Regions from separate parts of the Mus musculus genome. Here all the other regions are linked to region 3. The links are chromatin loops, found by intact Hi-C in ENCODE. Cell type or tissue: left cerebral cortex. All regions are shown on one strand.

What was found. A loop is a pair of places that touch in the nucleus more often than their neighbours do. Peaks named below come from ENCODE experiments on the same cell type or tissue, not always from the same donor. Only the 100,000 strongest peaks of a DNase experiment are listed, where the experiment ranks them.
Region 1: a loop joins it to region 3, with 6 times the contacts of the local background. A loop is called at or near these places in 16 of 42 quality-filtered maps.
Region 2: a loop joins it to region 3, with 3 times the contacts of the local background. A loop is called at or near these places in 8 of 42 quality-filtered maps.

What each region holds. Positions count from the first base shown.
Region 1 is chr1:106,067,351-106,075,350 of GRCm38, forward strand. It overlaps the pseudogene Gm26509. Among named protein-coding and RNA genes, the nearest start is that of Zcchc2, 81 kb to the left of the region's middle. In left cerebral cortex, a CTCF peak has its summit at 4,084 (motif pointing right); DNase peaks (open chromatin) are centred at 2,359, 4,092 and 4,895.
Region 2 is chr1:105,989,930-105,997,929 of GRCm38, forward strand. It overlaps Zcchc2 (zinc finger, CCHC domain containing 2), which reads left to right and starts at 477. Exons shown (of 14, transcript NM_001122676.1): 1 at 477-1,778. The coding sequence starts at 861. Gm7160 (predicted gene 7160) reads right to left here and starts at 353. Exons shown (of 3, transcript NR_151625.1): 1 at 243-353. In left cerebral cortex, CTCF peaks have their summits at 1,637 and 3,445; DNase peaks (open chromatin) are centred at 481, 1,206, 1,508, 1,822 and 3 more places; H3K4me3 peaks cover 4,617 bases; H3K27ac peaks cover 2,952 bases.
Region 3 is chr1:106,167,801-106,175,800 of GRCm38, forward strand. Phlpp1 (PH domain and leucine rich repeat protein phosphatase 1) reads left to right here and starts at 4,069. Exons shown (of 17, transcript NM_133821.3): 1 at 4,069-5,647. The coding sequence starts at 4,204. Gm20753 (predicted gene, 20753) reads right to left here and starts at 3,724. Exons shown (of 3, transcript NR_040630.1): 1 at 3,540-3,724. In left cerebral cortex, a CTCF peak has its summit at 3,520 (motif pointing right); DNase peaks (open chromatin) are centred at 3,745, 4,719, 5,558, 6,103 and 1 more place; H3K4me3 peaks cover 4,674 bases; H3K27ac peaks cover 4,186 bases.

The sequences.
Region 1 (8,000 bases), 100 kb before region 3:
ACTGTAGGATTGTGGGTCCTGCATCCACTCTGCCACAGGGCATGACTGGGCCATAGGGAAGCCCCAGGACACCACTCGGAGGTGGTGAAGCACAATCTGAGGTGCAGGACACCCGGAGCTGGTTCCAGGGTCCAGCAGCCTGTGACGAGGCAGGGGCCATCTGGTTCTCAGGCTCTTGGACATCCAGGCCCCCCTGGGAGCTGCAAAAGAGCTGAGAATGGAGTGGGAGCCTGTGGGGTGGATCTAGCCTGGGGCCGGGGAGGAAAAAGGGAGAGCTCTGGCTAGTTTCATGGGGAGCATCCTTGGCTTGACAGACAGCGGCAGGCTTGGTGGCGATCATGGCTGGGAGCACAGAGAGGCCTTCTGCAGGAGTCTAGATGGCAGCTCTATAGGTGCAGGCCTTCTCTATGGCTCCCCACAGCTGATCTCAATGAAAAGAGACAGTCTGTGGTTCCAAACCATTTATTGCCATGGTGGAAAGCATATGTGTAAAACCTTACCCCCACTTCTCAAAGTGGGCCTGAGATTAAATAATCTTTTGCAGGCAGGAATGTCTCAGAATAGAAGTTTATTGGCTACACCCTCCAGGCCTCTAGGTACCTCGTTAGCATAGAGACCTCTGTCTTGAGCCTACATGACCTGTGGTTACATCTTGGTCTGAGGTGTTAGGGATGCCTCATCTATATGTGTGTGGAAGGGCTTGAGGCATTGCCCTTACGTGGCTGATGGCCACAAATCTATGGGAAATTGTGTCTACATGACAAGGGCCTGGTGCTGGGAGCTGGCAAAGCTCCTACTGTCCCCTCAGGGTCTCTAGGGCTTCAAAGCCTTTAGCTCAACCGAGGACCAGGCTACCTTTCAGGGTCCTCGCCCAGCCAGGAAGCCCAGTTCTAACCTTGAAAACACCAGGAGGGCTCTGTGGGAGAGTCAGACCCTTGTACTTTTCTTTCAGCAGTGGAACCCCAAGTTCTCTTCTTCCTCCACACCAACATTGAGAGAAACCCTTGGGACACCTGGAAACAGACACAGACCTGGGGAACGAGGTTGTCTGCCTCTTTGTTTTGAGATTTAGTCTCCCAATGTAAAACTGCTTGCTCAAAGGATTCCTTTTCTAAGAGACAAACCTATTTTTAGTATGGCTATGAACATGTAAGTAGCCACTTTCTTTCAGCCCGATACATACTTTCTTTTGTCTCCAGTTTCATAGGTAATTACTGTAAAGAAGAGTGTGTATGGTATGTGGTGTGTGTGTGTGTGTGTACACTGGAGTTTGAGCCCATGCGTGCTAAGTATGTATTTTACCTCTAAACTAGCCCCAGTCCTTAAAGAACTGTTTTACATTTGTATTTAAATCTGTGCTTCTGGGCTAGCACTGTGGTTCAGTGGGTAAGGGCAACCTGAGTTTGAGCCTACATGATGGAAGATGAAAACTAGCCCCTGCTAGTTGTCCTCTGACTTCTACCTGTGCATCATACCCTATACACATGTCTAAGAGACAAACCTACTTTTAGTATGGCTATGAACATGTAAGTAGCCACTTTCTTTCAGCCCGATACATACTTTCTTTTGTCTCCAGCTTCATAGGTAATTACTGTAAAGAAGAGTGTGAATGGTATGTGGTGAGTGTGTTACCCTCTGTCTTAGGGTAACTATTGCTGAGAAGAAACACCATGATCAAAAGGGCTCGTTTGGCTTCTGGAGAGGAAAGGGTTTATTTGACTTCCCCTTTACTATCCCTAGTCTATTGCTAAAGGGAATCAGGGCAGAAACTCAAGTAGGGCAGGGTCCTGGAGACAGGAGCGGATGCAGAGGGTGCTGCTCACTGGCTTGTTCCCTGTGGTTTGCTCAGCCTGCTTTCTTCCAGAACCCAGGACCAGCATCTCAGGGGTGGTCCCAGCCACACTGGGCTGGGCCCTCAAATGTCAATCACTCATTAAGAAAACGCTCTAGAAGTCCAATCTCATGGAGGCATTTTCTCAGTTGGAGTTCCTTCCTCTCAGATGACTAGTCTAGCCTGTATGAAGTTGACATAAAGTTCGCCATTTTAAAGAGCAAACAGTGCTGAATGTCACCTATCTTGGGTGTATTGAGGTGTGACCTCATAAGCCTTCCCCCTGGGATGTCACATAACCAACGACACACACCTCCTTAAGGAGCTTGTCTTACTCTGTCCCCTGTGCCAAGGGTGGCGTGTCCATTTCTGACATCTGCTAAAATTGCAAACATGTGGCCCAGTTGTCTCCATAAAGTGCACCCATTCTTTGGAAGCTGTGTATCGCCAAAGTGTGGTCACTATTGTTATAGCACATTGGTCTCAAGCATAACAGATGCACGATTGTTAGGAGAAACGGCTACATCTTGTTCATCGTTCCACAGCACACAATCTTCCTGCTGCCTACACCATCCTGTAATTACAAAATCATTTCTGCTTGCTTGTTGCTACCAAAAGTTGCCTGGCTGTAAAGCACACACCCTAGATAGCACTCATCACTTTTGGCTCTTCCAAGCTGTGTGTGTGGAAATGGATTCCAAAAATAAATTTTAAAAAATGTGTTTCATGTGACAATATAGAAACTAGATGTAATAATATGCCCATCAAACGATGCCTGTCAAATTAACCCTTCTGAGCACTTCCTCTTCCTGCCAGCAGTGAAGGGTGGAGCTTAAAGGTCACCAATCCCCTCTCTTTCACTCATACACAAACTGAAGTTGGTATGGCTATAGCAGATGTCAGTTACAAGTGTCAGTCATAGAAAGAGCATCCAGTGTGGCTTGAAGCTCATCAGACAGTCAATGTGAAGATAAGAATAAAACACATTTTAAGAATTGGGAACCAACCTGGCATATGCACATAGCAAACCCTACAGGTGTCAGGGAAAGAGCTGCAGCAGATACTAAAATAAAGCAGAGTCTAAATTCTTCACATTCCACCGACTTTATCAAAGACCCCAGAGCTACTCATTTTCTCCCTCGTCTCTGCACTTCCTCCTGCCGCTGCGGAAGCCAGGTTGCTGAATGAAATGCACAACTGTCCTTGAGCTACGAGCCACCTCCAGCCCCAGCCACAGCTCAAAATCAAATCAAGTTTTTGCCACCAAAGCAAACCCTCTTGATGGGTGGCTGTGCCTAGTGAAGGCCGTATATTCTTTACAGAACAGTGGGTTTCTTTCATTTGGTAAGAACCAGTTTTCACTAACCCATTAGGAATCATTTTAAATTATATTCAGTTACTTATCTGTGTGTTGGTGGTCACTTGTAGTGATCAGAAGACAACTTGTGGGAGTAAGGTCCTGCGGATGGAACCGAGGTCCGCAACTTGGGATCAAAGGACTTAACCCCCTGAGCCATCTCACTGTCCCCATGGGGTCCTCTCACCACCACTAAATAATTTGAAAATAAAATTCGGCATCCATGAGGAAGTATCCTTTGCAAAGTAAGCATCCCTTATCAGCCTTACCTGTGGAACCCTGGAACTGTTAGTGTGAATCCTGGAAGTGCCATCCTCTGCGTCCCCTGTCTCTGTCACACTGGCTCCCAAGCCAGAGTTGTGTAAGCCTGGGAGAGCTGAATTCTGAAGCTTGCTGCCGCTGCTGCTGCCTGGCATTGATTATTTGTCTCTGTGCAAAGAACACAAAGCTGCAGATCCACAGGACAGCAGCTCCAAGCCTGGCATAGCAGAGTGGCGCAGCCTGGGGGTTTGCTCAGAGTTAACACCAAGCCATTGTTCCCAGCTAAAAATCCACTGGGGTTCAAACTGCAGGGCTGACCCTACAGCTAGTCATCAGCGTGGGATAAAAGCAAGGTATTAGGACCAGAACCAGGCAGGTATCAGATGTTTGACCTGAGCAAAGAGAAAGTTGGCTCTGGGACCCCAGGAGAGGCTCCAAGCTGAAAGAATGGGCCCGCCTTACTTATAGTAGAAAACATTCTGAGTGAAAGAAGCCAGTCACAAAAGAGCTATATGACCCCACAGACATGATGTACCTAAAATAGTAAACGTCATATGAGCACAGGAGAAGCAACTGGTACAGTTTCTGAAGACTCCTACAATAGGGGCATGACAATGGATGCACTAATCACCGTGAACTGAAGGGGGCGCAATTGTTTCATGCACAGTTTCAGTATGGGAGGCTTGTGAGGATGATAGTTACAGCGATCTGCTAAAAATTTTAAACTGGTAAGTTTTCTTTTAAAAAACACTTTAAAACACAATTCATCAAGTAAGTTCTTTTGAAAGCAGAATCGGGGTGAGGGTGGGGGAAATAGTTTGGTGGTTGAGTGGGTATTGCTCTTACAGTAGGTACCCAATTTGGTTCCTAGCACCTACATCAGGCAAATCACAGCTACCTGTAAGCTTGGGGGGGAGGGGGGAGGCACAGACAGACAGACAGGGAAAAAAGGTTTCTCTAGACTCTTCTCCACCTGGTATGTTAAGGCCTCGACCCAGTGTTTAGATAATACAGAGAATAAACAAATATGTTCTCCAGGGAAAGAACAAAACACAGCAAGGCGAGGAGGAGACAGATGGAGGGGAACAGTTGGCACCTTTCTGAGCTTAGCCTCTGTCAAGGGTTCCCAAACTTTGGCACTCAGCAGAATCCTTTGGAAGGGGAGCCTGTTAAAACAGGAGTAGCATTTTAAACAGTGTCTCATGTGATGCTGCTGTTGTTAGTCAGCAGGTCGCTGTCTTTGGGAACTACTGGCCCACCTTTAAAGAGTTAAGAGCATAGTCAGGGGGTTCATAGACTTTATTAAACACTGCAGTGTGGTACTGCAGATTTCTACGGTAGTAGAAATGCAAACGCCTCTGAGAGCTTCCCCAGCTGACGGTCGGTGAGCAGGTTCTCCCGCCCGCTGCTGGGAAGCGCCGCCCTGAGCATACATTAATTAGCTGAGCATTCTGTGAGTGCTCGGTGGGAGGGTGGGGTATGTGGAGTCACTGCAGCTGCCGCATCACTGCCACCTGGGTACCAATTAAAAGCCCAGGTTCCCAGGCCTCTCCCAGAGCTTCTGAGTTAGGTCTTTCCAGGGTGAGACCTCACTATCTGTGGTGTAAGCATACTGACTGTGAGCTAGAGCTTTTAAACAATTATTTTAGCAAATTTTCCTTTAATTTTCAATGGCTAAACCAGAGCTCCTGACTACCAGGTATGTATTGTCACAATATAGGTGACCAATTGCTGGTGAAAGATTTTTTTTTAAACTTATTCTTTAATTTTTTTTTTTTTTTTGTCTTACAGTCCAGACTTTATCCCCCTCCTGATCCAAGAGAACGAATTTTTATTCTCCCTTTGTTTTCCTGCAAATACGGTTTGTGTATCACCTGAGTGAGAAATTTAATGCAGGATGACTACTGAGTGAGCGAGACCCTATCTCAAAAACCAACGGAGAGATGGTTCAGTCTGCTCCTCCAGAGGTCCTGACTTCAATTCCCAGCAACCATGTGGTAGCTCACAACCATCTGTAATAGGATCTGATGCCTTCTTCTGGCATGCAGGTGTGCATGCTGATAGAGCACTCATACATTAAAGAAATAAGTAAATAAATAAATAAAATCTAAAAAAAGAAAAAAAAAAACCCAACTGGACATGGTGACACACGTCGGCTTAGGAAACACTCTGAAGGATCATTGCCATTTGGGGACTAGCTTGGTGTACATAGAGAATTCTCATATAACCAGGGCTACATAGCAAAGCCATGTGTCAAAAAACAAACAAAAACAAAACAAAACAAAAAAACAAAAGCAAAAAACCAAACTAACCAATCAACAAACAAACAAAGAAAGTACAAGGAATTTTTCTGAGTGGGTGGGAGATGGGGGGGATAATACCAGCAGCAGAGTTTTTCAGGTAAACGTTAAGTAGCAGAGAGGGAAGCACAGAGGACAGGACATCTGAGAAGCAGGCTGGCCCCCAAAGTCCCATAGACTCCATGAACACAGAGACCGCAGAGACACAGAGTCCCGTTCCCCTATCTGCCACACACCACTGCAGGGAGCCTGCTGGAGCTGGAGCTGAGAACATCTCCTTTTAACTCAGTTGGCAGGAATTCTCTCTTTATCTCTTACCTTCTAGTGTTCAGTGTCTACGCCTGCATGTGTGTCTCATGACGCTTAGGTGTTCGTTAGCCTGTTTCTTCTGTGTCCCACCCTGTCTTCCATGAGGCATGGTTTCCATCCTTTCTGCCGCCTCACACACTCTTCTGCTTCCTGTCTTTTCTTTCATCTTTATGCCTCCTCCTTATAGCTACTAATTATAATCTCCCATAGCTTAACGAGCCCTAAAATACGAAGTCCTAGTAGTATCCCAACTTTCCCCATGTTGATTGCTTTTGTGGTTATTTTGTTGTTGTTGTTGTTGTTGTTCAAAGCTTACCTAATTCTTTGGGGTGGGCAAGTAGGGATTCGAGACAAGGTCTCACTATGTAGCTCTGGCTGTCCTAGAACTCACTATGTAGACCAGGCTGTCCTCGAACTCACAGAGATCTGCCTGAGTGCGTGAGCCAATATGCCCAGTGAAGATGATCTGATAATTACACCTTATCCTAACCCACTCTTTCTTTTCAGGGTATATTTAATAATTAATCCTTATGTTTACCAAGAAGTAACAATGAGAGATTCTCTGATTCAGCTGAAGGTACCAATTAAAACAACTGTTCAAACTGTAGCTTCCTTCATTGCTCTTTTGTCCTTAAAACACAACCAACAAAGAGGAAAATAGATAAAATAGTAACATAGTGTTTACTTGCTTCAAAGAAACGGAAAGCCCAATTTCGCTTCTGTCATTTAATCCCCTGTGGACGACTTGAGGAGCATTCGCTTTTGTCTGAGCCTTTGTCCTCTGAGGACCAAGTCCCCGATAACGAAAAGTGAGGAATAAACCTGTGTTTGGCTTTATCTTACTGTGGTTTGGATTTTGAGTTATGCTTGGAGTTAGACATCCAAGCCAAAGGCACCGAAAGGGGATGATCTTGACGTGAAAGGGGGGTCAGGAAGGAAGCCCCTGAACAAATATAGATATGAATAGCAGCAGAGAGAATCGGCCTCCACCCTGGGTGTAAAGAAGGAACTGACAGAGCCAGGACACAAGACACAGGCATCAAGTCCCAGGGTGGATCCAATGGAGCCACTACAGAGCAGATACCCAGAACCTATGTACATGTTGGATGGATATTGAGTGACTCTAGAGGAATTTTAATCCAGCAACATGGCTTCTCTGGCTAGGGATCATATCCAGAGATCTTCTTAGGTCTGTGTGATCCAGCTGGAATGCAGGTGTGTCACATAGCTTTAATCCTCCTGGCTGGAATACAACACACCGTTAGTACAAACTTTTAATGCCAAACAATGTAGGTAAGGTTGGTTTTGTTTTTGTTTTGTAGAAGGAAGCAACCGTGTTTGAAAGTGACATCTAACTAGAGGGCGGTTCAATGAGTGCACTTCAGGTGAGTTTAGTTCTGTCAGTTAACAGGTGGGAGTCAGTGGAGTTGAGTTTGTTCCATGCAGCTGTGTGCAGGGCAGCAGAGACAATATAAGTCGAAGAATAAGGAGTAGCCAGAAGCTTATAACAAATTGCCAGAGTTAGTTTGAGACCAAGCAGAGCAATTCAGCGAGAAGCTGAGAGAAGCCAGATTGAACCTTGGAGAGCAGTTTGAGCCAGAACAGCTAAGTTGGACTAGCCAGCTAGAGTTCAGAAAGAACCAGAAAGGGTGAGCTGAGTTAGCAGTAAGTCTCAGATATGACAATTACATAAGAGGAATTGAAGTTACTTCTACAGGTGACCTGCTTACAGTTCAGGCACTTAGGAGGAGGGGAGCCCTGGAGAAAGCTGCTTAGCTACAGAAGTTTAATCTGCAAGCTCTGACTTCAAGCGAGAGACTCTGCCCCGTGTAAAAGATGGAGAATTCTCAAGAAAGGCATCTGGCATCAACCTCTGGCCTCCACATATATAGGCCCTTACCTCCCCACCCCCTGCCACATGTACTACAAAGCAAAGTCTTAG
Region 2 (8,000 bases), 180 kb before region 3:
GTCCCAGCGTTCACACCAACGGTCCAGGTGAAGTTTTAGAATATGGTAATCTCCCGTGGCTGACTTTGGCGGAGTTCACGAGGCGGCAGGGGCTGGGAACCCACTTGGCGTGATCCAGGGCGGTGGCTGACGCGAAGATGGTCTGCAGCCACGGCACGGTCAGATCTCTCAAGAAAAACTAAGTCGATGTCCCTCCTCCCACGCGAACCTCGCCCACTTCTGCCGCTCCGGGCCAAGCTCACCTCGCCGTGGTCCGAAAGTCCCAAACCCACGTCCTCAGTCTGCTGGAACCCATCAAGCATTAGGACCGCGCGGGATGTGCCAGAGCCTTGCAGCATAGCAGGAGGTGGGCGTGGCTTCTCAGAGAGGGCGGCTCCCGGCGGGGAGGGGGGGGCAAACGAGAAGCTCGCGTCACGCCAGATCTAAACGTTGATTGGCTGGAGTGCGGTGCGCGGAGCCCGCCAGCGTCTCCGCCCAGCCCCGCTGCTCCTCCTCCTCCTCGCCAAGCCGCTCTGCCAGCGCCGGCTCGAGAGGGAACGGCTCAGGCCGTCACCGCCAGCCCCGTGCGGACGCGGAAAGGCGGAAGGAGGACGCGCTCGTCGACTTGCTCCTCCCGCACCGGACTCCCCAGCGGGCACAGAGCCCAGGGGAGGAGCCGTCGCGGTCACGCCCCGCCTCCCGCCGGGACGAAGCTGCCGGCCGGCCACCGCCCCCCGTCCCCGGTCGGCGAGACCCGCCCCCGGCCCGCCCCGGCGGCATGGAGGGGCAACGTTCTTGACGGCCGTGCCGCCGCCCGGGCGCTCGGCTCCTCCCGCCGCCCCCGCTCCCTCGCTCGCATGTCCGCACCGCCTTAGCTGAGGATGCTGAGGATGAAGCTGCCACCGAAGTCGACGCACCCCAGCGAGCCGCCGCCCGACGCGGAGGAGCCCGAGGCGGACGCGCGGCCGGGCGCAAAGGCTCCGCTGCGCCGCCGCCGCGACTGCCGCCCGCCGCCGCCGCCCACGGGCCTGCCGCGGGGACCCCCGCCGCCGCCGTCGCCGCCCCGGGGGCTCGAGCCGCCTGTTGCTAGCGGGCCGACGGCGGGCGCGGGCATGCCGGGCGGCGGCGGGCACGCGGCGGCGCTGCGCGAACAGGAGCGGGTGTATGAGTGGTTCGGGCTGGTGCTGGGCTCGGCGCAGCGCCTTGAGTTCATGTGCGGGCTGCTGGACCTGTGCAACCCGCTGGAGCTGCGCTTTCTCGGCTCGTGCCTGGAGGACTTGGCGCGCAAGGACTACCACTACCTGCGCGACTCGGAGGCGAAGGCCAACGGCCTCTCGGACCCAGGGTCGCTGGCCGATTTCCGAGAGCCCGCCGTGCGCTCGCGCCTCATCGTATACCTAGCGCTGCTGGGCTCGGAGAACAGAGAGGCCGCTGGCCGCCTGCACCGCCTCCTGCCCCAGGTGGACGCGGTGCTCAGAAGCCTGCGCGCGACTCGAGCCGAGGGCTCGCGGGGCAGCGTGGAGGACGAGCCGAGTGGCGATGGCGAGCAGGACGCGGAGAAGGACGGCCCCGGCCCGGAAGGCAGTGGCTGCGCCAAGCTCGGGACTGGAGGCGGGCTCGGCTTCAGGGCCCAAGAGGAACTGCTGCTGCTGTTCACCATGGCTTCGCTGCACCCGGCTTTCTCCTTCCACCAGCGGGTCACCCTGAGGGAGCACCTGGAGAGGCTCCGCAGCGCACTCCGGGTGGAGCCGGAGGACGCGGAGGTGGAGCCCAGCAACTTTGCGGGCTCCAGGGCCCAGGTAAGGTGCGAAGAAGTGCAGTCGCAGCTCCGGCCTCCGCCTCGGCGGGCCTCAGAATCCAGCTCTGACCCCAGCCTCATGCAGGTGTCTCGGAATAACCACTCCGCGGCTCTCAGCCATGGGTAGTCATCGTCATTTTCTTGGGTGGCTCATTTCCAGTCACCCACATGCACATTGAGCCACCCGCCATAACAGAATGCTCTAGAATTCTCTTCTGATGTGCACGAGTTATCACGGAAGACTGGAGCTCCCTGACCCTAGACCTCAGAATTAGGAGGCTCGTGGGACATTTTGGGCTCGAGTATTTGGGTGCTAGGTGCAAGGGGAAAAGCCAAGCGCTTGGGGCTGTCAACCACCGTCCGTTTAGCCCTGGGTGGGCTGTTTCCTAGTCTCAGCCTGTTTAAAAACCGCCTTACCCCTTGGCACTGCCAGGTTACTGTGGCATAAGGAACTTTTTATACTTAGTGTGTGCTAATTAAGGTTTTGAATAGGTCTTTTGGCTTTTAGTCGGAGAACTTTGTATTCACTGGGAGTGTGTGTGTGTGTTCCGGTGGGTATTCTGTGGAGACCTATGAATTGGCTGACCTAAGTACAAAAATCGGTCATCTAGGTAAAGACTTGGGATGGCCTGGCTAAACCTTTAACAGACTACCAAACAAGCTTTCCTAAGGGGCTTGATTTCTACTTCAGATTTGGGGTCTGGTGATCTCTTAGGTCTTTAGGCATTAACGTTGTCTGAAAGAGTTATTAAAACACATTTAGTACATAGGAATCCACTTATCGAAAACTTTAAAGAATTTTTACAGTCTTGAAAGTAATTTAATTAGGCCCAATAAACCACTTAAGAATGGCGATTTAATGGGGATATGTTTCAACTGCAGTAAAAACTGTAGATTAAGACCTTATTTTTGTGGATCAGATCTGATTTGGACGCCATGCTTTTCCACTTTAAGGGGGGGAGGTGTTCCCTCCCTCCGCGCTTGAAAGTTAACATGTATCAGCAGTCATTCAATATGGTAGAACTAAAATTGAGCATTATGTTTCACTAATGATTGTATAGACTCATTACCAAAGAACCCTGGGCATTTAGGATAGGTCTCAAAGGGCCTGCCTTAGAGATAATGTAGGCTGAGTACTTCTTTCTTTTTTTTTCCCCGTGAGGCATTTGTGAAATCACAATTTCATGTTTTATCTTATAAATCTTAACAAAATCCAGATGTAATAAGACTAATACCTTGCGTTTTCTTGATGAGTGTAAAATCATACCATCTTCTAGTGTCTCTACTACCAGCACACACGTTTGTGTAAATGATAATAAAAGCTTAATTCACCCTTCAGCCTACTCACTAAATCTACCTGAAAAGCAACACCACAGAGCTGTTAAATTTAGAGAAGAGAGCAGGTTGGGGACATGTTTTCTTATGACAATATAAGATAACCTTGAATTTGGTCTGATGAAAGTGTCCCACAACAGAACAGTTTACATCATTCCATTCATAGTATACTAACACAGGTACAGCACTAATTGCAGAGTTTTAACTGTGAGGATCTCCTTTCCCTTAATGTTGCTTTGAATGTGGTACTGTAAAGCAGACGGAGAGGGTAGATACGTGCTAATCAGAGTAATGAGATTTTTATTGTGACTGCAGTGCATGGCCTTTTCTGGCCACCAGTGAGTGCTGGGAGGAGTGGACAAAGGGGATTGGGCATCCTGCCACTAATTTCAGCACATCATCACTTCTCAGGAAGTGGGAGTAGGGAATAAATGCTACAGGGATTAACATGCTAAGACAGCGCGCTAGACACTGGGGCTATTGCTTAGCGCGTATTTCCCAGGTAGTTGTTTATCTCCCGTAGTTGTTTAGGGTTGATGAACAAACCATTTCTTTCTGATGAAACAACTTAGATCTCACCTATTGGAGGTGTGTGTGTGTGTGTGTGGGGGGGGTATTGTGGGTCCCCAAGTCCACCAGCTGACGCTGTTTTGGACTTGATGTTTGAGCGAATCTTGTTGCTCACAGGCTGTCATTCTTGAGGCTGCTGGTGCAGGTGGGCTTTTTAAAGTGCGGATTCCCGCGGTCCAGCCCAGCTGTTGCTCGGCCCTCGGTGACCTAAGCGCACAGAAGTTAGGGCGCGGGCGGGATTCTGCAGGGAGGGGGCTGGAGCGCATGCCGGCCGCTCTTGGAGGCGCGGGGTCCTCCGGAGGACGCTGGGGTCGCGCGTGGTCGCGGCCCGCAGACAGCCGCAAGTCGGGGTTGCCCCTCCTCCGCCCGGCAAGATGGCGGCCGCGCAGCCCACGTGACCAGTGCCGTTCAGCCCTGGCCCCGCCCGGGCCCCAGCCTGGCTGAAGGGCTGGTAGTGGAGGTGGAGAAGCACGTGGGCCCAAGGCTGGTGGCGACTTAGACCTGATAAAGGAGAAATTCATGGGGCTGCATTTTAACTTGCCCTGGAAGTAACTTTGGCTGCAGCTCTGCAGCTTCTCATTGCTTAGGAATCATATTTGTCTTTATTAGTGTTTATGACCAAGGGAAGCATATCCGAACTCAATTTTTTGTTAAGGTATACTGGTTCAGAATACCGTACCTAGCTTTAGAATTGTACCTAATAACTATAAAGTGGGTTTCTGGGTTTCTTTAATTTTTTTAAACTAATGACATTTATGGATAAAACTTGAATGACAGCTTTATATTCTGTGCCCTGAGGGTGAAGTTCAGCACACAATGTCTTAACCATGGACAGTGTGAGTTGGTGCTTATTAGTCCACATCAGAGAAACAGGAATAAACAAATGTGGTTTTACTCTTAGAAGTGACAGTTCATAGCTTTTAAAATGGGGTTTGGATGATTCTGTACATTATATAAAAACTTGAGTATTGGGCCTCCTTTTAGGAGACTTGACATAAATCTTACTTTCTTCCCAGCTGCAATAAACCATTATGCTTGTATATATAGCTCCACAAATAGGCCCAAGGAACAGTAGTGGGAGTACTCATTAATGTATCTTAGGATGTGTGTAATTCTTTGTAGAGTTCTCATATGTGAAAATAGCTGCAAACACCAAATGTTAAACACAGTTCTCTTCCTGTTATTAATAAGATAAGCCATAAAGACTTAGGAACAAAAACCCCCTGTGGCTTTAGGAACTAGCTTTATTCCTGTGTTTGAATGATTTATAGGCACTGACACTATTCATGGGTATTCGCTTTTAGAAGGTTTTCCCTTAACTATCGATGCAGAGTTATGAGAAACAAACCACATTGGTTATCTTGGTAGTCTACAGTGGTTGGTATTGTGTGGTTGCTCTTTTGGTTGTTCTTAATGCTTGAAGCTTGGTTGTTTGACCTGACAAATAGTATTAACATTTGAATAAAAGATCCTGTGTCTTAGTGTCACTTAAACTCATAAGCCATACTTGAACGCATCAAAATTAAGTGGCCACAAGTCCTTTCTTTACCTACTAAAATTAGTAAATTTAGTAGGGGGGAAAACCTTGTGAAATTGTCCCCTTTTCTGTAAATGTGCAGATTGGTTGTATTGTTCTTGACTGACCTATTATTTCTACTCAGTTTGCAGTACAGATAACGTATGAGTTGTGCTGGAGCTTGAGAAAGAAAATTTTATAGTGGGTTTTAGTCTAAATTTTACTTCTCCAAGAAAATCTGGACGCATTTGTGTCAGTCAGAGTGCATAGAGAGCAGCTACCTAGAAGTTTGGATATTAGAATTCTGTTGTATTAGATGCTAAAATATGTATGTAAGGGATGACAATAAAAGGGAGTAGTGTTTTGTTGTTTCTGAGACGGTTTCACATTGTAATTCAAGCTTGCCTCAAACTGGGGGATCCTTCCTCTGTCTCCAAAGTATGAAATATAAGTATGAGCTAATTCTGTTGGCTAGAAGTCCTATCTAAAATTCATTAGTAATATACACTGCATTTGTTTTCTTAGGCCATTGCTAGAATATATCTCATGGTGAAGTGTTGGTGGGTCTTCCCTGAGGTTTTCTCACTTATTAAAAGTAGTCTTCATTAGCATTTGAGTCAGGTCGGCCTCCTAGGTGGTCTAAGGGAAACAGATGTAGCACTGCATCTCCAGATGGAGGTGGGAGCAGGAATAGCCATGTCCTCTAGTGAAATGCTTGGTTTGCTTGACTGCAGCAAGGAATACAAGCATCAGTTGTGATATAAAACACTGTTGGAAGAGGCTTTTTACAGTCAGGTAACTATTTTAGTTAGCAGGTGATTAGCAAAGTGAAGTGTATGATTTCCTGTGCAGAGGTTTTCTCCTGGGGTCCAGGTGTAGAAAGGAAACAAATGCTCTTCCTCCTCCAGCTAGGTAAGACCACTCTTGCCAGTGCACTCCTGCACTCGGAACTTCTTGATTCTGGAGATGGATGGGAGGCTGGTGTTGTAGAGCTCTGAGTGAGGCAGCGTGGTCTAGAACAGCACTTAGTAGGGAGGGGTTTACATTCCAGCCCTGAGACAGCAACCAGCCAACCTGAAGCTGAGCTTTAGTGCCCTCTATAAAAGGAGGGAGAGTGACTTCCTTTCTAGGTTGTGGTGATTGCACTAAGAGCAAGTTGCAAAATAATTCAGACTATTTTAAACACATTATCAAGCTAGTGCAGTTTTCTTTAACACTTTTTAAAGTGTCATGACTTTTTATTTTCAGGAAAGGGGGTCTTTCTGTGTGTGGGGCTTTTTGGTTTTATACTTAAAGCCCACAGGGTAGAGAACTTTTACATTCTTATTACTGTAATTCTAGATAGATTGATTTTTCCCCCCTTGGTTTTTCGAGACAGAATTTCTCTGTATAGTCCTGGCTGTTCTGGAACTCACTTTGTAGACCAGGCTGGCATCGAACTCAGAAATCCTCTGCCTGCCTCTGCCTCCCAAGTGCTGGAATCAAAGGCGTGGGCCACCACTGTCTGTCGGGCTAGATTGATTTTCAAGAAAGATACATAGTTGAAAAGATAGTATTTGGTTTTCAAAAAGGATACATAGTCGAAAAAGAGTATTTGAGAGATATTTAGAAAAGTTATTTTTTGTAATATTTGCGTTGTTAAAAAAATCTTTTAAAACTCCCAAAGAAGAAATCCTCTCTAGGTACGAATACTTTCTTTTAGTATTGGACTTGGGACTATAAATGGAAGAAAATACATATTTTGAATTTAAGTTATCATTCACTTCAGTGTAGTTGTAGTCTACTTATTCACCACTTTTCACATTTAATTAGGAAGTAATAATTTAAATTTGTGTGGAGTCAAGCATGGCTACTACAAAAAAGCAACTTTATAGTTTGGTTAAGTTACATAATTCTTCAGTTAAGAGCACCAGTGGGGATCCATGTATTTAGGAGCAATTCTGCACCGCAGCTGTTGTGTATTTTTTTAGCTTATTTAATGTTTTCCATTCTTTAAGGAATATTAAGGTGGTGGTTGTTGTTTTCTGTTTTGTTTTTGTTTTTTGTTGTTGTTGTTTGTTTTTTGTTGTTGTTGTTTGTTTTTTGAGTTTTTTGCCAGTCACTGTACCTCATGTTTGTAATGCTCGTAGTCTTAGTATTTGGAAGGTTGAGAATTTGAGGCCAGCCAGGGATTTATCACAAACAACAAAACAGAAGCAAGAGGCTAGTACTCCCTGAGTGTTTCTGTACTTTTATGAAGAATTCTCTGCTCGTGCAGTAATTCTGGTTTGTAAACAGTCAGTGTGACAGGGAAGTGGTCTGTGGGGTGCTTGTTATGGGTAGTGGAGGCCCAGCCCTGGGTCCATTTCCTTTTGTTCTTGTGCTCTAGGGAATTTTTGGCCTTTGGTTCCCTGCCAAGTGGTTCCTTAGCAGTGTTCGTTGCTCACTCAAGGAGTAGTTTATCTGAGGTTTTATTTTATATGTATGTATATGTGTCATGTGTGCCTGGTACCCTCTGCGGGGCCATCACACACATGTTGCATACACTCACAGACATAAATAATACATAAATCAATAGTAGCGTTGCAATAAATTACATCGTTCTGAAGAAACTGAATTAAATTAGAATAGATAAGTCACTGTAGCTGACTTCAGACACACCAGAAGAGGGCGTCAGATCTCATTATGGGTGTTTTTGAGCCACCATGTGGTTGTTGGGATTTGAACTCAGGACCTTTGGAAGAGCAGTCAGTCCTTGCTAGATTTTTACATTATCTTTTATTTATTTTTTTTACCTCATTGCATATGTTGTAATTGCTCAGT
Region 3 (8,000 bases):
AAACTGAAGGCTCTGAGGCATCATTATCTAGAGAATACTTTTCTAGTATAGTCATAGACAAACCAGAAAATGCTTTGGTATGACATAGGAGGGACATTCGTTAGGAATCTCAAACTCTCTTTCTCATTCCCCTGTTCCCCCAAAGATAGAGATAATTATGGGGTTAAAAAGATTCACTAAAATTTGAAAAGCTATCGAGCCGTATCTATAAAATGGACTATGAGGCAAGACAGTGGCAATGTCAGATCTTAACAGAATTCACACTGGAAGTTTATGAGGGAGGGTATGACTTCAGAGAGCCCAGACGGTCTCATCCTGCCACTGAACAGAGAACATATTAATTCAGTTTGGCCACCTGGGGCCCATTTAGTGCACTAGAGCAGTAATTTGTGAAATGGGTCCCTCATAGTAAACTAGAATGAGTAAACATTGAGCAATTTAGGATGGTAAACCACGAGTAGCTCAAGGGACATACAAATGTGAAGCTGTAATTAGATCCCTTGTTCATAGTGTACAAATGAAATGTATTACATGGTATATTGTGTCTCTCTGAGTTTATTTCTGGACACAGCTGAGCCCTTGACAGTTCAGATCGAAACTATCCCAGCTATCAATTCATGCTTCCATTAAAATTCCAACTGCTTATGTTACAAAACAATGTCAAAGATGGTTTCTTTTATCTTAGATCTTAGGATATACCCGGATTAGCCTAGAAGCAGAACACAGCAAGTCAGTTATAAATCATGCAGCAGAAAGTAATAGATTTTATTCTAAATTTAGCTGTGAAAATAGTTTAGCAAGCTGACATCAGGGTTTATGATGTTTCTTTTCAGGATTATCCTTTAGCATTTTCAGATGTGATTCTAAGAGGCTGGTGAGATGGTTCAGCAGGAAAAGGTGCTTGCCAACAAGTCTGAAAACCAGAGTTCAACTCCTGGAACCCAGGTTTGTCCACTGACTTACATATGTCCAGGGCACAGATGTACACACACACACACACACACACACACACACACACACAGACACACACACAGACACACACACAGACACACACACAGACACACACACACAGACACACACACACACACACACATACACACACACACACACGGGAGGCAAGTGGGAGGGAGAGAGGGAGAAAGATGTCATCTTTTGTGGTTGCCTAGCCTGCAGGGTGACCTGGGTTCAAGCTCCAATACCACAACAAAGTGATCAGAAGGTGTGGCCAGGCAGAAGCACACGGTGGACAGCATGTCTGGAATGCTTCAAAGGGTAGGGCACTGTGTGATGTGCTGTGGCATGGCTTAGGACATTAGAACCGAAGCATTCCCTGCCCCCAACTATTTTGAAGCTGCCTGGAAAACAGTTTTAGTTTTATTTTCAAATCAAAACTCTTCTCTCATTCACAGCAATTGTAGAGTGTGGGTTGCTGCATAGGGTCTACATGATATCCTATGACTCAACAACTCCCCCCCCCCCACAATGAATGCTTAGATTTCATTGCTTTTTCACCAATTTGCTATTTCAACTGCAGAGCTCTGTTTTATCTGGTATTACAAAGACAGTCTACTCCTTCAGAAATTCTCGTTTTCTTTCTTTCCTTTCACATTCTTGTTTAGTCACTTCCTGAAGGTTCGGGATCACACTGTGGGTCTTTCTTGCCATTCTGCTATCCCTGCCAGTGGGATTCCTGAGAAGTACGCGATAGGTTGTCTTTTATATTACAGATTCCATGTGTGAAATCTGGCATAATTGCATTTTAATACCTGCTTTAAAATATTTTCCTGAAAATTTATTTATATGTACAGGAGTTTTGTCTGTACATGTATCTGTGCACCACATACACACAGTGTTCACAGAAGCTAGGCTAAAGAATGGGATTCCCTGGAACTGGAGTTAGACAGTTGTGAAATACCATGTGGTGCAGGGACTTGAAGCTGGGTCCTCTTGCTCTTAGCTGCTGAGACATTTCTCCAGCTCCAACACTTGTTCTTCTGTGTGGAGAAGATCTACTTTTTTCTTTATTTGGAGATAGTTACTTTTCCCATTGCTGTAACAAACACCTAACAAAAGGTTACTAAATACCCAAATAAAGAAAGACGTATTTGGCTCACAGTTTGAGGGCAGAGAACGTCAGGGCAGGGAGGGCAGCGTGGCAGGAGTTCCAGACAGCTGGGCACACTTTGTCAGTGCTCAGGGCACCTCACCCTCACACACATACCCCGTGTTTCCATGGTGATTCTAAATTCAGTCCAATTGGATCTAATCAAGTGTCTGTCCACCGCCCTAACAGTGTTTGACAACTATTATCATAACTTCTTTTGTTTTGAGACAGGATGTCATCATGTAGACCAGGCTGGCATCAAATTCAGAGATCTGCTGTTCTCTGCCTTCTGAATGGCAGGATAAAGGCATCACCACTGAGACTTATAACTATAAATAAATGTATATGCATGTGTGTATAATATTCCCATAATAAATATTAGTCTTCTGGAACCCAAAGGTAAGGTACAGGATATCTTCATTATTATTATTACTATTATTCTTTGAGTTACTATGTAACTTTGGCTGGCCTGGAGCTTGCTCTGTAAAAGAGGCTAGTTTTGAGCTCATAAAGTTCTTCCTGTTTTAGTCTATCGAGTGTCAGGAAGAACTTAATTTAAAAAAATTATTATCATTATGTATAGGAATGATTTGCCTGGAATATGTCTATGCATTACATTGGAGCACTGTCTTCAGGGTGAGCTATTATATGGGTCTTCTTGAAGAGCAGCCCACGCTCTTAGCTGCTGAGCCCTCTAACTCCGGAAAAAGACTTTTAATTAGTGTCTACATCTGCAATGCCATCATGAGAGTGGCAACTCAATGACCAACGTTTATCAAATTATTTCAAATAGTTAATTGCCCTAAACCAGCTTGGTTCAACCAATAAAAAAATGTTTATAGATCATACAATGTAACAGTAAACACCCATACAACATAGGTAGAGCGTAGGTGGTGAGCAGTTTGTGGACGGAAGTATGGAGAACAGACTAGACTGGGAAACCTTGTCTCATTCACCCTTTCTACCCGGCCCCGAGTGCGGAAAGAAAAATCCAGAAAGAACCAAGAGAAAGCAAGTCTATCTCCTATCCCACTATGACTCCATTTTAATATTTCTTCCTTCGTCCACTGCTTTGTGTCGTTAAGCTTCTTTTAAGCTTAAAACCAACGGGATACAAGGCTCCAAGCAGGTCCTTAGCTATTTCTGTCCTAATAGGGGAGGGAGTAAATGGGTTTAATTTGAGTGCAAACACTGCTAGCTTTCATGGGCCTTGAAAAAAGTGCGGAAAAAGTCAGGAAGACGGGGCCAGCGATCCTGTGAACTGTGTATGTATTTTTGTCTCATACAAAGGCCTTACCTAGAGTTTAGAGTTCCTAAAAACTCTCAATTTCAATTAGCCAGGAAAATAAAACTCATCTGGCAAGCAGGAGAGGATCAAGTTAATGAAAAACGTTCACAGGACACAGAGTTCAACGGCAGAGGGCACAATACCCACCAACAAGGGCCAGAAGCTGGAGGAGAGGGTGGGCAGAATTTGATGATATCTGGGCCTTGTAGTTCGCTGTTGGTCTCTTCTGGGTATCCTCGACACGAAGATGAACTACAACCCCCACTGTGCAACGCGAGCCCCTCTCGCCACCTCTCCTCTATGGCGAGGACAAACCTCCTGGGAAACAGCTCCGCCCCACCCCCGTACGCACGCGTCACGTTTGTTTACCCTGAGGCCCCGCCCCCAGCCTCCCGCTCTCCGCAGAAATGTCGTCATGCTAACGATGCATATTCATGATCAACTCCGCCCCGCCACCGCCCGCCTTCCCGCGCTTCATTAATATTCATGAGGCGAGCTCGGGCCGCAGCTCCCGGGAGCTGAGGCTGTCCAGCAGCGGGCGGGGCCTGGCGCTGGGGAGCCCGCGACCCGCGGGGAGGGTGTGTGTGGGGGGGCGGTGGCGGCGAAACGGGCGGGCGGCGCGCGGGATGGAACACCGAGACACCGACGGAATGCTCCGGATCGCCACATAATCCTCTGGAGCGGCCGCGCCGAACGCCATCGGCGTCTCCGTTCTCTTCGCGCCGCCGCCGCCGCCGTCTCCCACCTTCGCCTCACCTCCTCCTCCTCCGCTGCCTCCGGAGCTGGGGGAGCGACGTGAAGCCCCGCTACGATGGAGCCCGCCGCTGCAGCCCCGGCACAGCGACTCGCGGACCCCACGGGTGAGGACCAAGCCCTGGCGGCGGCGGCGGCCGAGGGCGGCCGGTGTCCGGATCCCGCGCTGAGCGCGGCGGCCCCGAGCGGCGGGAACGGCGGCGCGGCGCGAGAGGAGGCCCCCTGCGAGGCGCCGCCGGGGCCGCTGCCCGGCCGCGCCGGAGGCACCGGGCGCAGGCGGCGGCGGGGAGCTCCCCAGCCCGCGGCCGGTGGGGCCGCTCCGGTGCCCGCGGCCGGCGGCGGCGCCAACTCGCTGCTGCTGAAGAGAGGGCGGCTGAAGAGGAATCTGTCGGCCGCCGCCGCCGCCTCGTCGTCCTCGTCGCCGTCCTCGGCGTCTTCGGCCGCTGGCGGCCTCCCGGCGTCCTGCTCGGCCTCGGCGTCGCTGTGCACCCGGAGCCTGGACAGGAAGACGCTGCTCCTGAAGCACCGGCAGCTGCTTCAGCTGCAGCCGTCGGACAGGGACTGGGTGAGGCACCAGCTCCAGCGGGGCTGTGTGCACGTCTTTGACCGCCACATGGCCTCGTCCTACCTGCGCCCAGTGCTCTGCACGCTGGACACCACGGCCGCCGAGGTGGCGGCCCGGCTTCTGCAGCTGGGCCACAAAGGCGGCGGGGTGGTGAAGGTGCTGGGCTACGGGCCGCCTCCCGCCGCCGCCCCTGCCGCCAGCGATCAGACCCTGGACGGAGAGCACGGAAGGGACGTGGAGCCACCGCCCTCGAGCGGCACTGTTGGTGCTGTCCGGGGCCCTGCGCGCGCGCCTCCCGCCGATCTGCCGCTGCCCGGGGGCGCCTGGACGCGCTGTGCACCCCGCATCAGCCCCGCGCCTTCGGACTCCAGCCCCGGAGAGCTGTTCGCGGGCGGCCCCGGGTCCCCTCCCCGCGCCCCGCGCCCGGCCTCTGACACCGAGAGCTTCAGCCTGAGCCCCAGCGCCGAGAGCGTGTCAGACCGGCTGGACCCCTACAGCAGCGGCGGCGGCGGCTCCTCGTCGTCGTCGGAGGAGTTAGAGGCTGATCCGGCCATGCCCCACCGCCCCGGCCGCCCCGCGCAGCCTCGGCCGCCTTCCCCGAAGACCTCGGCTTTACTGCAGCCGAAAGCCCCGACGGGCGTAGACAGCACTGGCGTGATAGCGGGCGAGGGTCCCGGAGACGATAAGGCGATGGCAGCCGCAGCTCCGGACGTTCCTCTGTCGACTTCGGGGAGGATACGGGAGACCGTGCAAAAGACATCTCCGCCCTCCCTGTATGTACAGCTCCATGGAGAGACTACCCGGCGCCTGGAGGCGGACGAGAAGCCATTGCAGATCCAAAATGACTACCTCTTCCAACTGGGATTTGGGGAGCTGTGGAGGGTGCAGGAGGAAGGCATGGACTCAGAGATTGGCTGTCTCATTCGATTCTATGCAGGTAAGGAAGTTGCCTGCATGTTTATGCATGGCTTCGAACCTTGGCAGGGATCGATAAATGATTCCAGGGGCCTGGTGAGTCTGTCTGACACTCTTTTTCTAGCTTGTTCACATGCCGCCTGTGCAAGTACTAAATTGAGCATTCTTGAAATCTGCAAGGTTTAGAGTGTCCAGGCCTGAGGTTGGAAAGCCAGGTGGACAAGGTGACAAAGTCACCTGGAAATACAGGAAACAGGTAACACCCTAGAGGGGTACCAGTCCCTAACTTTAAAGGTGGTTTCCTCCAGGCCTCTGCTCTGGTTCGTTGGGTTGCAGGCGTTTTGGGATTCCAGGTAACTCCTTGACACTTTAATATAGACAGAGGACAATGACCAACGAAAAAATGCTCCATGATGCCTTCCTCTATTCAACTGTCCACAGTTTACCATTCGTAGACAGTAAAGTGCAGCGTGGGCCTCTTGGGAACTTTGTTCTTGTCAACTGATGCTCTTGTTTGTTCCACTGTCTGCCACGCGTGCGTATTTGCTCGCTGAGTCCTCATTGACACCTGAGAAGTGGGTATGTTCCTTGTTTTGGGTGCTGCTTACCTTCTGCCCTCTTTCATTGCTTTATTTCAGTTTCCAAGTTTGAATCTTAAAAAAAAAATGAATTGGCCTGTTTCTGAGTTATAGCTTTTATTGTCAGATACTTGAAATAGACTAGACTTAATAATGTCGGTGATTACTGCTTCTGATATGACCTGAACTCCTCTCTAGCATTTTTAGTATCTGTTCAAGTGCCTATACGGGTGTGACCAGTCAGTTTCTCCTCTTGGCTGGAACTAATTTGTGGAGTTACAGGGCTATTGGTTATTGTTTTTGAGCTTGGTAAGTTATTGCATTTTCTGGTTGAAAGAGTTTTTAGTGGTCAGAACTTAGCTAGCTAGCTTAAGAGCAATAAAACTTTTGGTGTTACATTTAGGTGTATATACTAACAACCTCGTGACTCCCATAGTGGTTGGTTCTTCCACATTAGTGTTTTTTCATTTTAGTTCAACATGTGCCCTAGTTGCAGTTTGGTTTGAATGAATGAGTCTTTAACACTTACGTTGATAATGCAAGGCCTCATCCCTGGACATAAACATAAACTGTTTTATTGAAGCTTTTTTGAACTTAAGTGGATATTTTGATTAATATTTGCCTTATAAAGAAAACCAAATTGTAATACAATAGCATTTTCCTGGAACTAATATCTTAATGGATGATATGTTCTTTAATGTTTTTTGTTTTTTTGTTTTTTCTTTTGGTATAGAAAAGTGTAGCAGCAACAACTGTATCTTTTTCTTCAATGGCTCATGTGACTGGTGAAATACTTTTTTTTTTTTTTTCAGAGGCATCAAATAGTACCACACTTGGAAAGGGAACTATTTTCAGATGAGAATGACAGTCTTTCTTAATCACATAGAGGGAAATGGGAATAACACAAGGACTATGTGATGGGTAATATTAGAGTATGCTTTAATGGATGGAGGAAGCTTTTCTCTGCTTTGCTCATGACTGGATGCTGATCAGGATAAATATCTGTTGGAAGGTTGGGATGTCACAGTTCTGAGATTTTGGTCGTCTTCAGAAGTGCTGAAATTATTCTGAGTGGGCTTTAAGCAGTTTGTTTTCTTTCATCTAAATTGAAAAATGATCTGATTTATGGCTAAATCTTAAATATGTTGTGATTTTAACCTTTTTGTTTGTTCATGAACAAGTAGTAATTGTTACCTCCTGAATTTACTGCTTTGTTTCTATGAGCACAGCATAAATAGATGCAGGCGTCTGTGTATATGCTCATAAAAGCAACTAATAAAATGAGGATGCCCTACACACATTATCCAGCCTATTCTTGAATCTGAAGCCTGTGTGCTTGTGTTGTAGAAGGAAGGTGTCTGACTGTTGGAAAGATGTGGGGTTGTCTATTTTGGTATATGAGCAAAGTTGGACTTACTTTAAGCCTAATTTAATATAATATACTGAGCATCTCTGTACTGATATTTGTCATAGAACAAAACTTAACATCACTAGATGCTATTTCAGTTTTTGCAAGGATGTGTGTTACTAACAGAAGGGTGCCGCTGAAAGGTGGTCTCACATAGCTTGAACGTTGTGAGGACATATGGCAAAGGCTTACCCAAGGCTGACAAGATTCCTAGAAATTGCTTTTGTCCTCCAGTGGAATATAGGACAGCCAAAAGGAAGCTGTTGTGTTTTGATAGTGCTTTTGTTAGCGAGAGGATAATTCATGTATGTTTTAAATGATTTCCTTTAAGAAGACACTGGAAAATTTTGTATTGATTTGCTCTGATAATTTAAATGTAGTGTATTCTT